2 separate regions of the Mus musculus genome follow, and region 1 is linked to region 2. A link is a loop called in an ENCODE intact Hi-C map of the cell type or tissue named here. Cell type or tissue: left cerebral cortex. All regions are shown on one strand. Each heading gives the region's core, and the rest is flanking DNA. Links, peaks and the distances in the headings are about the cores only. Region 1 overlaps Spats2l (spermatogenesis associated, serine-rich 2-like). Region 2 overlaps Spats2l (spermatogenesis associated, serine-rich 2-like).

The links. A loop is a pair of places that touch in the nucleus more often than their neighbours do. Peaks named below come from ENCODE experiments on the same cell type or tissue, not always from the same donor. Only the 100,000 strongest peaks of a DNase experiment are listed, where the experiment ranks them.
Region 1: a loop joins it to region 2, with 1.9 times the contacts of the local background. A loop is called at or near these places in 2 of 42 quality-filtered maps.

Annotation. Positions count from the first base shown.
Region 1 is chr1:57,803,746-57,806,668 of GRCm38, reverse strand. All of the region lies in intron 2 of Spats2l (spermatogenesis associated, serine-rich 2-like), which reads right to left. Among named protein-coding and RNA genes, the nearest start is that of Spats2l, 30 kb to the right of the region's middle. In left cerebral cortex, for the core only: no CTCF peak of the experiment used is centred there; a DNase peak (open chromatin) is centred at 1,425.
Region 2 is chr1:57,872,706-57,875,628 of GRCm38, reverse strand. All of the region lies in intron 4 of Spats2l (spermatogenesis associated, serine-rich 2-like), which reads right to left. Among named protein-coding and RNA genes, the nearest start is that of Kctd18, 96 kb to the left of the region's middle. In left cerebral cortex, for the core only: no CTCF peak of the experiment used is centred there; DNase peaks (open chromatin) are centred at 364, 579 and 1,390.

The sequences.
Region 1 (2,923 bases), core at 215-2,714, 69 kb after region 2:
GGCATCCTCCTTTTCTTTTTTTCTCTTTTTTGAGACAGAGTCTCTATTTGGCCTGGAGTTCAGCAAATGGGCTTATTGACCAATGAGCCTCAGGCTTTGCCTGTCCACTAAGTCAAGCACGAACCACACACCTGGCTGTTTTATTTGGGTTTTCAGGATTAAATTCAACTTTTCATGATTATAAGGCAAATTACTCCACTGCCTGTCACCCCAGCTCCCAAACAAGCCCTTAAAATCCCAAAATAGTACCCATAGAAACTTATTTGTGGGGCTGAGATGGCTTGGTGGTTAAGAGCACTGGTAACCAATTGTAACTCCAGTCCCAGGGCATCTGACACCGTTTTGGCCTCTGCAGGCACCGCGCACATGTGGTGCACAGACACACATGCAGGCAAAATGCCCATACACATAAAGATACATAATAAAAATTGTAAAGAGAATCTTATTTATGACTACTAAACATAAAAAGCAAACTGTGTTTTAGGCACTCAATCTATTCTGAGGTGTGTTCTTCTGTAGAATGACTAATTAAATATAATTTATGTTAGCTAAGCCAGGTGATACCTTGCACAGATCATTAACCACATCTCATTAAGAACTTTCTATATCTCCGAATCCTCAAACATTCTAAGGGGGTGTGATATAGATGAATAATTATGTTAAAGGGAAAGTATTAAAGGATGTCCCTTAAGGCTCTTTAAAGACAGCTCTTAGGAGCATAAACAGGAAGCATAATACAAGGTTATGAAGAATGGCAGAAAAACCGACTGTGGCCTATTTCCATAACGAAGCACAGAAAAAAATGACTTCCATTAAGTTAAAATGAACTGTTATTTCATTAAGCAAGTGTCTTTATTTACTCTTTGCTCTCTCTATGATAATAACATGTATTGTTTTAGAGTCCACAGTTCATTTTTTTAATTTAGGGAAAGGAGGAAATCGTATCCCCTAAGGAGCAGTTTTCTGGCTGACACAGTTTGGCACACTTGGAGGGTGAAGTAGTCTCCATACTTGAATCTTTATTGAACCTTCTGTCCCTGAGATACAGAAAGAACTCTCTGACCCGCAGTCAGCAGGGCACGCACCCTCACGTGCTCCTTCTGTGGGCTTTAATGATAAATGTATGCAGAACGGCCCTCATTTGGTCACTGGTTTTGTGTGACCAGTGGCGCACACCCTGAAGATGCCTGGCCCTGGGAGAGAAGGCATGAAGCAAAGAAGATCGCCTTGCACACGTGTTACTCAGCCGGGACCTCCTTCCGGTCTTTTACAGCCCACTAGCTGTGGCTACCATGTTACCCACTTGGTTACTTGTTTCTTCATCATTGGGATCCACACATTGGATGATCTCAATTTACCCAAGTTGGCTCCTAACTCCAGAGTTAATGTGGTTCAGCATCATCTATCCCTATAAACAGATCTCCAACACACAGATCACAGATGGGCTGACCCGAATATATTCCTTCACACGGATGAACATAGTGACGAAGTATTCTTGTATTCCAGATGGTGGGCACAGCGCTGGGAGGACCCAGAATGAAACAGACACAATGTCAGTCGCTAGTCTGTCTCCGGATAGCTGGATATGCTGTGTCCTACCATAGGGAAGGAAGGAGACCGGCAGCTGATAATCGGAGCTAGCCCTACAGGACAGGGCTACACATCTCCTCCTTTTGTGACTATTCTGACTAAGCCACAAATGTCCAGAGTGCTCTTCAAATTTTTATTTTCAGAAAAATTTGCAAGCTTCATAAACTATTTTTATGCCCCAAAATGTTAATTTGTAGATACTTCTTTGAAAGGAAAAAAGAACATTCCTTTGAGCTTTTTTTCCCCCCTCAGTAACAAGGAATGCCAGTCGGCCTTATATTGGCATTCTGTCAGCTTCTACAGGCAAGAAAGCTCAGGGTTTGAGCAAAACCACCAAGGTGCCTTTGCTACTGACTGTGGCTGGCCCGGAGTTCAAAGGTTAACCTCTGAGAATGCTCTATCCCTCCCCTTTCATTTCCCTCTTAAGTAACCTCCAAATACCAAGGATTAGAGACCCAGGGTGCAGAATCTTTCCATCACAGACCTGAAAAACTGCAAGTTATTGCTAGTGCTGGTCTCTCAAAGCATTAGTCAGAACACCTGCAAACCTCTGGCAGCCAGATTCCCACAGGTGTTCAGCCTTTCAAGACTCGGTTCTTAAAACTGCCAAATAAACCATTCTTATAACCAGTGTGAGACTCTGTCTTGATAATGTATGGAAAGAGCTGGCTATGAAGTATGGACTAGGGATGACATTATAGCTCTAACCTCTAGAAAATTGAAACTGGAGGAGTATTTGGCCTCATCTGCTTCTTTGATGGAATGCTTTCTCAGGAAAAACATTTCTGTTGATAGAAAGACGAACAATATAGAATTTGGCTTTTTTTAAATATGTATACATACTTAGAAACAACAAATTTTGGTGCTCTTAAATGTTAAAACTGAATGCCCCCACACACCAAATCAATGTAAGATACTGTTTAGGAAAATATTTGGAAACATTTGACTTGTTTGGAAAATATACATATTTTTCTGACATGTGTCCACTTTCAGAACCTCCATTCTTGATACAGTACAAGTGATTGCTTGAGCCCTGGCATAACAGGTGCTAGGTACTGAGTCCTCGGGTGATTCGAGGAATGGCTGCACACAGTAGACCTCTGCCTAGGAGTGATGAGGAGTTTTTCATAGTTCACAAGAGAAGACAGTCAAGGTCATGGAGCGGTGACCTGTGATATAAAGTCTCTATGCGTCTATGTTATCTTCTTTGCCTTTGGCAAAAGTTTTAGGGTAAGCCAGGCTCTTTGTCGAGGAAAGCACCTCCATTAGGAATGTAAAATCTGGGCCAATGCCTCCTTCTTCACAAGAGGTAAGTGAGAATTTTGATGTGGAA
Region 2 (2,923 bases), core at 208-2,707:
CAATCCTAAGGGACTCCCCTGCCAAACTAACAGAGTGGTCCATTCGTGCCCACCAGGCAGCCATTCTGCCTGCTGGGTGACAGTCAAGATGGCTAGTTAGCGCTTCATTTAGCAACTGCTTTAGCCTTCCAATACCGTGCTCATCTGTTTCTCTTCTACTAATTTATGTCTGGTTTAGCAAATTCAATTTGCTATTTAGAAAGGGGTTGTTGTGATGTTACCATCGGAGTAAATTTCATCTGGATTCCCTCTTTTCTCGGGGGTTTTCCTATCTGGCCCTGCAGGCTCTGACATATTCTGCACCAGGCTCCACCCTATTGGCTCATGCATTAACCAAGCAATGGGATGCTGTTCGGTTCATAGCTGGTTGAAGGGCTGTTAACAGATTTCCTTGTTCACACTGCGCATTATCAAGCCAGTCTGTGATGGCTCCTTAGGCTTTCTTTTTGGCTTACCAGTGGGTCTAAAACCATGCTGGAGTTTCAGAGAAGACTTTTCAATCGACTTCCACTGCTGTGTGATCAGCCAAGACCTAGCATTATCAACAGACACAAAATAGCCAGTCTCTCCACTCTAGTCTCTCCCTTGGAAATTCACTCTGATGCTGCCATCCTTTCAAAAATGTATTCTCCTGTGGTCCTGTGGGAGATGTATTCCAGGATTCCAAGATACCAAAACACATAGGAGCCCAAGTTCCTTACAAAAATGGGTACGCATGTACTTATGCAAATTCTCTAGGTACTTTAAATATATATTTTAAAATACCTCTTCCAAATGTAAACACCATGAAAATAGTTATATTGCATTGTTTAGGAAATAATGACAAGACAAAATTCTATACATGTTTAGTTTTTTTCCAAAGTATTCTTGATCTGTGGTGACCTGAACTCTTGGGTTTAGAACACATGGACATGGGGAGATGGCCACAGAATCACAACCATCTTATTCCCTTACCGAAGAACTAGCAGTGAAATGCAATTTGTATACTCTGACATTCAAGGCCATAGGGCACCCTGGCAGCAGCCTGCTTTTCCAAGTGACGCTGTTCCTCTACCTAGCACAGACAAGTGCCCCGTACCCAGCTTGACTCCTCACCCCGCTCCTTCATCAGGGCCCTCCTTTGACTTAAGATATCTGTCCCCACTCTTATATTCCAGCTGAATGGCCAGGCATGCATGGCGTCCTTCTTAACCCTTCTTACCAGAAGCATTCCTGACTCAACTTCAAAGCCCTTCCTCAGTAGGTAGGTGTCTTTAAATATTTGAGCACCTCCGCTATCCTATGGATTTGTGTGCGAGCTGTGTTGACTAGACTCTAAGCAGTCTGAGGGTGGAATCCTCCAATGCCATTTCTGCATGGTTACCATGGCTACTCTGCAGTGACTGATACTGTGTGTGTGGTAGGTATTTAATAACCGCTTATTTAGTGATTCATCCTGTAGCCACATCCAGCTGCTGCTTGGAGCCGAACAAATACTCCACCAGCATGCTGCTACCACACAGCCACTGGCATCTACTTTTGTGTCTATCATCCACAGTAACACAGCGGGTCTCAATTGACTGACTGCGTCCAAGTGTTATACAGGCAGAGAAAACGTGTATGTTCTCTACATTCCATCAGAGACTGGAAGAATACTTGTGCACTTTTAAAATTCTTACAGTTCTACTGCTATTTAATCAGGAACACTGCTATTTTTAGAGTTTGGGGACTATGAAGAAAGTGGACAGTATGCCTCTCTCTCTTCCCAGAGTCAGCTTAGGACAGACATCAGCTGAGTCTGCTCTGAGTGATAGGTACTGAGGATACAAGAAAGCGCCAGCTATAGTTCTGTCCCAAGGAGGTACAGTGTAGCAGCTGGGCTGGGAACTCTATAATGAGAATCAGTGCTGTGTTCTTTGTATGAACAAGGTATGATGGCAGTACAGAAGAGCAAGGATGCCTGCCCACAGACAGGAGGATGCTTTCTAGATGGAGAGATGTCATGGAGAGAGCACTGGAGCGAACAGAGCTATGCTCTAATCTTGGCTCTGGCATTCGACCTTGGTCAACTGCTCAGATCTTTGAAACTCTTTCATAAAAAGAGGCTATTATCTGCCACAGCCTGTAAAAATGGGAAGAACTGATGCGTGTAAAGTGCCTTCTAGAGAGTCTGACATATATTAGCTGCTCAATAAGTCTGAAACAGAAAAGAGTGGGAGTATTCTCAATAGGCCATGAAGGTATGGCTTTGAAACTGCAAGAACATGTAGCTTATGTGCAGGCCAAGGCTTATTTTGGGAAGATTGTCCTTTAACTAGTGGCTTAGAGAACTTTCTTCCTCCACAGATACAGGGACAGTGTGCCTAACATCTTTCCTAAGTTCTTTCTTCATCACATATTGAATATAGCCAACATGTGTTTCCCTCTTAGTTTCATTTAATCACTCGCTAAAAGTCTAGTCCCGACACTGGATGTCTGGACAGAACAGGAACGGTGCAGGCAGGGGCAGAGCTGGGGAAGAGACATGCAAACAAACAGGTGAGACAGACAGACAGACAGACAGACAGACAGACTGAGGTGCACTATGACTCCTAACAGTGTTAAAGCACCGATGAGTCTATCGTAAGTTAAAAGCACGGTAAGGCAACAACGTGTTTGGAGGACGGGAATGGTTTAGCTGGGAAGTGCTTGCTGCACACACATGAGAAGCAAATTTTGGATCACCAGCACCTCCAAGTAGGAAAGCTGGGTGGCAGCAGGGCATGCTCAAAAACCATAAGAAGGTGGGGACAGGAAGTCAGGCAGTGTAGCCAATCAGTGAGCTCCAAGTTCAGTCAGAGACTGTCTAAAAAATAAGGTAAGGAGGGATTGAGGAAGACACCTGGCATTGAGATCTAACCTCCTTAGGCACATGCACACACGTGCATACACACTCACGTAACAC